2 separate regions of the Homo sapiens genome follow, and region 1 is linked to region 2. Evidence: chromatin loops called from intact Hi-C (ENCODE). Cell type or tissue: PC-9. All regions are shown on one strand. Each heading gives the region's core, and the rest is flanking DNA. Links, peaks and the distances in the headings are about the cores only.

The links. Peaks named below come from ENCODE experiments on the same cell type or tissue, not always from the same donor. Only the 100,000 strongest peaks of a DNase experiment are listed, where the experiment ranks them.
Region 1: a loop joins it to region 2, with 4 times the contacts of the local background. A loop is called at or near these places in 3 of 110 quality-filtered maps.

The regions. Positions count from the first base shown.
Region 1 is chrX:100,908,703-100,914,087 of GRCh38, reverse strand. XKRX (XK related X-linked) reads left to right here. Exons shown (of 3, transcript NM_212559.3): 3 at 1-643. It also overlaps the pseudogene NSA2P3. Among named protein-coding and RNA genes, the nearest start is that of XKRX, 18 kb to the left of the region's middle. In PC-9, for the core only: no CTCF peak of the experiment used is centred there; a DNase peak (open chromatin) is centred at 2,217; H3K27ac peaks cover 2,209 bases.
Region 2 is chrX:100,991,801-100,997,185 of GRCh38, reverse strand. It overlaps a transcript of TRMT2B not described here. Among named protein-coding and RNA genes, the nearest start is that of ARL13A, 25 kb to the right of the region's middle. In PC-9, for the core only: no CTCF peak of the experiment used is centred there; DNase peaks (open chromatin) are centred at 1,525 and 2,575; H3K27ac peaks cover 3,635 bases.

The DNA.
Region 1 (5,385 bases), core at 77-5,076, 83 kb after region 2:
CAAGTCAATTGGAATAACTTGTCTTCAAACACTTTAGGCTCTCTAAAGTGACCTTCTAGCTCTGCTCATTTGCTTGATGCATTTCTGAGCTTTCCTGGGCTGAGCTGAAGGCCCAGAATCCCGCTAGAATATATCCTGACTGATCAGAGGATATGACAGCTTACCAGCTAAGAGTACCTCCCAGGAAACAGTCTGACTAATGTGGAACCTGCAACTGTCAGTGTGGCTGGGGTCTTTTTAATTCCAGTGAGAAGCTCTGGCTGAGAAGAAAATCACCACTATTAAAAAAGCTGCTCCCCAAGCAGATTAGCTCTCTGTTAGGATTTTACTAGTGGCCATTCAGCAAGGACCTCTCTTTACAGTGGCACTTCATAGGCACACTCTAAGGAGAAAGTGCAGAGTAGAATTCCTTCAGGGCATAAGCCAAAATGACTCTTTTTCTCAGGGACCTGCATGGGCCTCCAGCTTGTCTATTGGAATTGTTAAGTGAAGCCTCTCACTTAGTGCCTCATTAGCAGAGATTTCCTCCAACCCAGCTTTTCTGTGCTCTTGGTATTTTACTACTTGATGTGGACCTCAGAGAAGCTGAACTGTAATTGAAAATGTTTCCGATGTGTGGAAGAAATGAAGACTGCTTTGTGTCTGCTGTTGTCCTGAGTATTTCATTAATGTGTGTGTGTGTGTGTGTGTGTGTGTGTGTGTGTATGTGTATGTGTGTAGGGAAGAAAGTAATAATGGCTGAGACATCACCTTCATGTTGTTTGCGATTGGGATGGGTGACTAACACTCCAAGGTAGAGTGAAGGCAGAGGAGGGAAACAAGATCACATTAAATCATCATCAGTACTGGTTTCTGCCTACAGGAGTTTACTTTTTTTTTTTTTCTTTTTTGAGATGGAGTCTCGCTCTGTTTTCTAGGCTGAAGTGCAGTGGTGTGATCTTGGCTCACTGCAGCCTCTGCCTCCTGGGTTCAAGCAGTTCTCCTGCCTCAGCCTCCCGAGTAGCTGGGATTACAGGCGCCCGCCACCATGCATGGCTAATTTTTGTATTTTTAGTAGAGATGGGGTTTCACCATGTTGGCCAGGCTGGTCTCGAACTCCTGACCTCAAGTGATCCACCCGCCTCGGTCTCCCAAAGCACTGGGATTACAGGCATGAGCCACCTCACGCGGCCAGGATTTTACTTTATAACAAGGAACATATGTTTATCAACCCTCTGTTCGTTCCTATACCCCCAGTGGACGAATGCATGTCTCCTTTTCTCCTATATCTCAATGTTTACATCTCATATCAGTTGGGTATTTTGATAGGAATGTCAGCCAGCTACCTCTGAGGTAACCAAGGGATTGAAGTTACTATGGCCACTGCCTATTGGGACCAAATATCCCAGCATTTACCTAACTAATGCTTGCCCCTCACAGACCAGGAAAATTAAAAGAACTCCTAGTCGTGGCCACCACAACACTTCAAGAAATTGTGAACAATCTGACCTAGGGCTTCCTGTCCTCATCCAATTTTACTCTTGGTAGCATGCTAAGAATTTATCTTTAGTCATTTCCTCTCCTCTTATCCAATGTCAGGACATTATGTTGAGGGAGTTCTCTCTTCTAAGTAGCAGGGCTGTTAACCAAAGTATCTTATTTCTTGGCATGGCTAGCATGGTTTTCCCTTCATCAGCCACTGTTTGGGACTAAAAGGATTATATAACTTAATTTGGGAGAGACTGTATGGACTTGCTTTGGAACAGTGGAGAGCTCCTTTCTTCAACCCCAACTCCCCCATTCCATTTTTCATGATGAAGAGACTTAGTTATTGTCATATAAAGCTCACCTGCTGTCTTCTAACTATGTTATTCAAGGTGAGGCTTGAAAGAACTAATCTATCAGACCTCCAGAAGAACACATTACTTCTTTGGAATTCAAGCAAGAATTTCTCCCCAATAGTCACTGTACCCTCAAGTAAAATCAAGAGCAGCATGGAACAATAATTTGGTCCATAAAAGCCATGTGAATCAGCTACTTAAGGAGTGGGTGCTATGGAAACATATAGACACATACTGATCTAAGGAAGTCAATTGGAGATAAAATGACGCTACACAGGGCAAAAAGTGTGCCTCAGTACTGGACCAGGCAAAATTTTCCTTCTGTATATTCTCCCCAGCTTCCTCAGTGACTTAACATCCTGGGAATGCAGAGAGTTTAGGGGTGTGGAGTAGTTTCTGACCTGAAAAACCTGCTGCCCTCACCCAAGGAGAAAAGACTCTAGTGATACATTATGTAAATGAACCCTTAGAACTTCCTACAGATGGTGGCCTTTTGGTTCTGTAAAAATCCTCCAGATACACAGGAGAAGATGGAATTGTGAAATATGGTAGTGGGGCAGGGAACTTGCTCCCTTCCATTTGCAAACACTTTTAAAATTGACTACTCTCTTCTTACTTTCTGAAATCTTTTTTTAACCATTTTAATGTTTGCAATTTAATAAATCTCTTGATGATTGCAGACATATAAGGCTGTTTGGTGGTATTCAGAAACATCACAGTAATGGCAGTTTTTTCAATTGGTTTGTAGTCCTCAATAATTATATATTAAATTGCTGTCAAACCAGTAAGACTGCATTTATGCATCCATCATTTTCAGGATTGTTGGTAACCTGGGCATATTTTCCCCAAATAACTTTGCCTCTTTGCGTCACAAGTCCCAGTTTGCTCACATTTACCTCAATGACAGTACCTTTGGTAATAACACCCAAAGTTGTATACAGTGGGAATGAGGGATTCTTCTTTACACCAAGTATTGGTAAGCAAAAGGTGGCTTTCAGTTCAGGATGTGTTACATGGGCTTTCTTGAAATGCAAGCCCATTGGCCTGATGAGTCTTTCATATTTAGGTGGTTTTCTTATAAAGCCATCTCCAACAAAGCAGACTTTAGTAACCATCCTCTTCCATGCCTTCTTCTTTCTCTTTCCTGTTCGAATAACTTTTAATACTTTTGTTTCTCCTTGGGCACATACTTCAGGCAGAGGGACTTCCCATTTTCCCACCTTCTCTTTTCGTTTCTGTTTAATCATATTGGAAAGTACTGTAGCTCGAGATTGTGCCTCTCTGTCCAGCAGATAGGCAGGTACTGATCCCCGTGGAGTCTTTTCATTATTCTTGTGTTTGGTGTTTCTCTTTTCATGCATCTTGATAGTCTTTTTCATTTGTATTTTCTCAGCATGGCACGGTTTATGGTAAAGCTTAGCCTTCAGACCATCATTTTCTTTGCCTTCTTTGAACGTTCGTAGCCTCTCGACTTTCCTTCTTTCTCTTTTTCTCATGGTAATCCAAACGATATCCATAGCGTTTACAGTGTAATTCAATATATTCGTTCTGTGGCATGGTGAAGGCCGCAGAGTTGCCAGTAGCAGCCTCTGGGGTGCGAAAATGCTCTCAATTTTCAGGTCTCAGAGACCCACGAGCCGAGGCCGCACAGTCCTCTCTGAAATCTTTTTTTTTTTTTTTTTAAGACGGAATTTTGCTCTTGTTGCCCAGGCTGGAGTGCAGTGGCATGATCTTGGCTCACCGCAACCTCCACCTCCCGGGTTCAAGTGATTCTCCTGCCCTAGCCTCCCAAGTAGCTGGGATTACAGGCATATGCCACCATGCCTGGCTAATTTTGTATTTTTAGTAGAGACGGGGTTTCTCCATGTTGGTCAGGCTGGTCTTGAACTCCCGACCTCAGGTGATCCACCTGCCTCGGCCTCCCAAAGTGTTGAGATTACAGGCATGAGCCACCACCCCTGGCCTACTCTCTTAAATCTTAAAGCAACATAGGGTACATGTGTAGGGACAAGTCTTGCTGAGTGGAGAGGAGGCAGAGACAGGGCCAGAAAATGGTTTCTGGAAAAGGCAGACATAACTATGAAGTTTGGGGAAAAGAAGTAGGCCATTGTAACAACAGCTATTCTCATATTATTGGAAATTTGGTAGGCTAAGTATGGGCAAATTTGCATGTTAGGAAAAGAAATAAACTAATAGTTTTCAATTTCATTTGCTCCACAAGAACTTCAAAGACTATGGGCATAGGACTGTGAGGCACTGTGGGAGAACTAAATAATAGCTTATATTTATGAGCACCTACTATATTCCTGGCACGGTACTAGGTGTTTTATATGCTTTTTTTTTTTTTTTTTTTTTTTTTTTTTTTGAGATGGAGTCTCGCTCTGTCACCCAGGCTGGAGTGCAGTGGTGCGATTTCGGCTCACTGCAACATCCGCCTTGTGGGTTCAAGTGATTCTCCCGCCTCAGCCTCCCAAGTAGCTGGAATTACAGGCACCCGCCATCATGCCCAGCTGATTTTTGTATTTTTGTAGAGATGGGGTTTCACCATGTTGGCCAGGCTGGTCTTGAACTCCTGACCTCAGGTGATCCACTTGCCTTGGCCTCCCAAAGTGTTGGGATCACAGGCGTGAGCCACTGTGCCAGGCCTATATGCATTATTTCATTCGATCCTCACAACAACCCTTATGAGGTAGGTATTGTTATCTCCCATTTTACAGATGATTCTAAGGCATAAGAAGGTTAAGAGGCCTGTCCAAGGTCACAGCTAGTGTCAGAGACAGGATTCAGTCCTATGCCCTTAGGCTCCAGAGCTTATGCTCTTAATCATGGTACAAGCCTCTAAGTCCTCTTAGGTCCTTATGAAAGCATTTTAATGTGTTAGTGGTTTCAGCAGTATTTTCTGAGCTATGGTTGGGTTCATCCCAAACATTTTTTCCCCTTAAACACTCCTTATCAGGAGGCACCACTGAATTCTCTCTAGAGAGAAGTCCTAAAACGCCTGGGATGAAAGCTGAGCATATGCTCACATGTACTTATAGATTCGTACTGGGATAGTGAGGAGAAGGATGGTAGAGGGGCCCATTTCCTTTCTAATTTCAGGACATTAACTCCTGTATGCTCTTCCTTACACACCTTTCAAACCGTGGTTGTGGGAAGAAAACTGGAGAGGGCAGTTCCTGCTAAGGGTTGTATGAACTCTGACTCCAGGAACAACCAATCAGGCCAGTGCTGAAGCCCATTCCCTTCCACTTCATCTTGCCAGCACTGCTCTTACTCCTGCTAGGAAGCTGACTTCTAGTTCTAGAGCAGGCCAAGGGAAGTGGACAGTAGAGAATAGTGCCCCTCCCTAGAGCCTAGGTCAACCTTCAGTGCCCTTTCAGCTAGCCCCTTCATGCCTGCATCTCATATGGTCATGGTCCTTAACATTACAGAGTTTATTGTCATGTTCCAGGGTGGGGGTGGGGCAGGCATCTGTGGGGTAGGGTACTCACCAGGACTTTCCATCTAAGCCCATGGGGCTTTATATCTAGGAAATTCTTTAGTACATAATCAGCTGACTCTGCCC
Region 2 (5,385 bases), core at 166-5,165:
TCTGGAAAGGTGTTAAGGCCACATCTCGAGGGAGAGAATTTTACTCACTCAGATACCCAGATATGTGCTAGATGTTTGACTGACTGTAAGTACCAACCCTGACAAGGTGACAAGAGGGGTAGTGTGCAACAATTCTTTTACAAATATGGAACTTATAGAAGCCTATCAAAAAAAAAATCTAGTTCCTTTCTTTCCATATAAGCAAGGCTAGTTCAAAACACAGTGGCCCAACTAAAAGAGGTTCAATATAAGTTATTTTTTGGTTTTTTGTTTTTTGAGTAGCGTCTCACTCTGTTGCCCAGGCTGGGTACAGTGCTGTGATTATAGCTCACTGCAACCTCAGTCTCCTGGGCTCAAGTGACCCTTTTTTTTCAGCCTCCTGAGTAGCTGGGACTACAGGCATGTGCCAACATGCCTGGCTAATTTTTGATCGTTAGTAGAGATGAGGTCTCGCTATGTTGCCCAGGCTGGAAATGTAAATTTTCTTAATCTCCCATCTTAGACTTATTTGGTCGGCTTGGAGTTAGGAAGGAATTTCTCACTGTAGTGCCAAACCTGAAATGGTAATTGTGTTTGAGCAAGTTCCCTGAACATAAGGGGGCGAGGGGAGGAAGAGGAACGATCCAGGCCATTTTTGTTGATACATAATAGTTGCACATATTTTTTCATGTGATGTTTCGATATATGCATACAATGTGTAATGATCAGATCAGGGTAATTGAGATATTTGTTGCCTCAAACATTTTTTCTTTGTTGGGAATGTTTAAACTCTTCTAGCTGTTTTGAAATATACAATAAATGATTGTTAACTATAGTCACCCTACTGTGCTATTGGACATTAGAACTTATTCCTTCTATTATAACTGTATGTTTGTATTCATTAACCGACATCTCTTTCTCCGCTCCCCGCTCCACCCTTCCCAGCCTCTGGTATCTATCATTCTATTCTCTACCTCCATGAGATAACTTTGTTAGCACCCAAATATGAGTGAGAACATACGATATTTGTCTTTGTGTGCCTGGCTTATTTCATTTAACATAATGACCTCTAGTTCCATCCACGTTGCTCCAAATGATGGGGCACCAGCCCCCTTAGTATTCAGTTCTCCTTTAGTCCCTGAACCACATTATCAGTGGAGTTAACTCCTGTGTTAGCTAAAAGACAGGTGTCTTTGTAACCTAGTGTAATCAGCATGACAATTTTCTAAAAAAAAAAAAATGTATATTAAGAATGTGTTGGAGTAGGGGGTGTGGAATGTAAAAGAACTGTGGAACTCTTCATTCTTTTAAGTTCTTTAGAGAAGTGCTCTTATATGTATGCTTTACATAGTTAGGATCAGCATGTATATCTGCTCTTTCCTATTCTGCTGTTTTCACTTAACATTATTTCACATTCTGGTTTCCACCCACACAGTGCACATAATTGCCATCTTTAATGGCTGTGTAACATTCCATTGTATTGAATAGCATGCCAGTTGTTAGGACCGGGCTTATTTTTCTGAGCAGATCTAAAGGCCTGCTGTCTCATAGCACCAGAGGTCTATTTTAGTTCCTGGATGTGGCGACTAGCATGAGCGTGGGATCGCGTGGGATTCCTGAGTCATCAGTGCACAGCACAGCCTGAGTGCTTTGTTAACATTGCTCTCCCACCACCCAACAGCAGAGCCACCTCAGCCTCCCTGGACCAGATCCTGGCACTTACTGGGCACAGGGGTGGAAGTACATTCCCCCTGAGCTGATATTATCTATGTGCCAATAGCAGAAAGCATCTGCCACCTTCTCCTTCCTGGGATAACAATTGTTTCCTCCAGAGCTTGACATGAGAAAAAAGGCAAGGGGAGTGGGAGAACATTTTATTACAGCTGAAGGAATAAGGTACAGATCAGGGGTGCCATGGCTATAGTTCTTTTAGTTGCAGCTATAAAAATACAGCGGGATGAGGGGATGGTTTCAGTATTGGAAAGTTGGGTGACAGTTCTCATTCTCTATACACTTTCATGTCAGAAATTTAAGTTTTGGTCTTCCAATAAAGGGTTTACAGGGTTGAGTAACAAAGCAGTGAGTCCAGGCTTGACCCTTAAGTCAGTCATAGCCATCTTATGGTTAAGAATACTAGTTGGCAGGATTCTCCTGAGAAGAGTGATGTTGTGTTGAGTGCACTTATTACATCTTGCCAGTAGCAACTGCCTTGAAAATAAGTGATTTGAAGATGTTATTGAGAGGAAAGAACAATATTCAAAACACAACTGGGGCTGGGCACAGTGGCTCACACCTGTAGTCTCAGCACTTTGGGATGCCAAGGTGGGAGGATTGCTTAAGCCCAGGAGTTCGAGGTTGCAGCAAGCTATGACTGTGGCACTGCGCTACAATCTGGGTGATAGAGCAAGACCCTGCCACTAAAACAAAAATAAAAACACAACTGGTATGGCCCAAACACCCAACACTTGAATCTCTGGGGGATTTATAACTAGTTTAGCTACTACTGGTTTCCATGCTCCAACCCTGAATTATCACTGTTCTTTCTTAACCTTTGCTGCGTGCTAACTATATGACTCATTTCCTACAGAGGTCATAGATTGCTTAACAACCCTGCTGACAGAGTGCTACTGGCAGGTAGACCTAACACATGAATGACAAGTGAGGACTGGAGTGCAGGAATTGAAAACCATTCAGAGCAGAAGGACCTCTCTACCTATTCATAGTGAATTCTCTAGTCAGAAAGCCCAGGTCTGTCCCTGAAAGATAAGATAGAAACATACCCAGAGCCATATGAGTGAATGATAGGCCAGGGTCATTCATAAGCTGCAAGTGCCTCTGACGGGAGCTACATTCTAAACATCTTGGAGAGTGACCAAGACATTGACAACTAAAGAAAAGAAACCCCAAGGCAACCACTTGCCTTTAAGAAAATTTGCCCTCCAGGCTCAAGAAACTATCCATTTCTTGGTCCCTGGGCTGCCCCACTGAGAAAGAGATTTGTAAAACCTCTTTGGCAGATTTAGGATTCTGAAAGAGAAAAATATGGGAGGCGTTGGTTGTAATTACCCTAGATTCTCTATTCACTTTGTACTTGACAGTCTAAGACATCTCTCTTTGGGTTGTTTTCTACAGAAAAGTGGATACCTATCCCAGAAGGGGGACTATAGCTTTCTAATGATCTCACCGAGCTCCTTCCCTAAATCAACATAATAGTAGCTAATATTTAATATCCTACTTAGGGTGTGCCAGGCACTATTCTAAACATTTTTGTGTGTATCATCCCTTTTAAACTTTACAGCAGGCCTTTGAGGTAGGCACTGTTATTCCTGCCTTCACTGGGGGAAATTGCCTGGTCACCCAGCTTGGTAAGAGGTTTGGAAAGTATATTAACAGCCTGTAGCAACACAATTAAGATTCACTCAAAAAGAGATTTTTTTTCTTTACATGACTAAGGGTACACTGATTGTATTGGGAGGAGGGTATCTAAATAACTTTTTGTGATTGATAGATTCTATGTAGGAAAATTTGGTTGACACCCAGGAACACCTACATTGCACAAAAGGAAGTATGCCAATATACTGAAATTCAGTTGTGTTAGATGTTGTTCAACTTAGATTCTTCACCCAGCTCACCTTCATAGGGTACAATCCCATCCCTTTTTCCCATCCACTTTCTCTTCTCTATTGGCTGAGAAAGTATGCCTGCCTCATAAACACACATGTTATAAAATGTGCATGATCCAATTTTCTTACGGTTTGTTGATTCGTAGTCTCCTGCCTCATAAAACTCTTATTCAGGAGAGAGATTTGTTGCATCCCCAGGTGAGAATGATTGTCAGCAGAATTCTCCAGCGATATTTATCAGGCAAATTGGAGGAAGGTAGATGGGCTGAAAGGCCAAAGAAGACCCAGGGAGGATACAGTATTTTTGAACAGAGTAGAGCACTGGCTTGGGCACATGAGATCTGGATTTTTAGGAGCAGCTCTGCCAGCCATCAGCTGTACCATCTTGGGCAAGCCACTTAACCTCTCTGCACCTCAAGTTCCTCATTTTTATAACAACAGGGGTTGGACCAGAGGCTCTGTAAGGTTCCTTTCAGCTTCATAATTCTAAGCTGTGCCTCAGTCAGAATCCTATCAAAGACCTATAAGGTGCTTGGGATGGTTTCCTTGAAGATAAGAGCAAATGATGCAACCATCTACAGTGTCAGACCTTCCAGATGGGGTTGTAAGAGGGATCTTTCTGTACAAAGTTTCTATCCCTCAGAAGCAGTTATGAGTTAGTTCATTTATACTGCTTGGTGAGATGGTATAGGGTAGAGCAAGGGTTATGGAGTAGGACCTTAGTTTGAAAACCATTTCTGCCACCTCCTGTCCCAGGGTCCCCAGGGAAAAATTATTTAACCTCTCTGAACATCATTTTCTGCCTCTGTAAGATGGTGGTGGTAGAATCAACTTCAGAGGGTTTTGAAGATGAAAGGTAATTATATATATAAAGCACTTAGCCCAGCACCTGGCAAAATGGAAGTGCTGAATCAACAATGTGTGCTACCACTATTGGTGTGCTTATTGATATTAACTTAATTCTCCTGACACGGGCATGGATATACTTCAACATTTTTTTTTTGAGACCGAATCTTACTCTGTTGCCCAGGCTGGAGTGCAGTGGTGCAATCTCGGCTCACTGCAACCTCCACCTCTGGGGTTCAAGCGATTCTCCGACCGCAGCCTCCCAAGTAGCTGGTGTTACAGGCTCGTGCCACCATGCCCGGCTAATTTTTGTATTTTTAGTAGAGATGGGGTTTCACTATATTGGCCAGGCTAGTCTTGAACTCCTGACCTCAAGTGATCCACCTGCCTTGGCCTCCCAAGGTGCTAGGCATGAGCCACTGCACCCGGCCAGCATTTTTTCTTAAATAAAGCTTTCTCTTTCTTTCTGGCTTTAAGTAGCTCTAGAGTCAGAAAGATCGGGATTGAATTCCCTGCTCTGCTTTTTTTTTTCCTCACCCCCAAATTTTAAAATTCAATTTAATTTCTAAATTGATATATATGTACACATTTTGTGGGTATGTATGATAATACATCATCTAATTTATGAAGATCAAATCAGTGTAATTGGGATATCCATCACCTTTAATATTTGCCTTTATGCTAGAACATTTGAGTTATTCTCTTCAAGCTATTTTGAAGTATACAATAGATGATTATAGTCACCCTACCAATCTGTCAAACTGTATATATGTATCCATTAATCAGCCTCTCTTCATCTCCCGCCCCAACCCCCACCGCCCCGCACTTTCCTGTCCTCTGGAAACTGCCAGTCTATTCTCTATCTTCATGAGATCCACTTTTTTTGTAAGCTCCCACATGTGAGTGAGAACATCCTGCTCTGCTTTTTGTAGGCAGT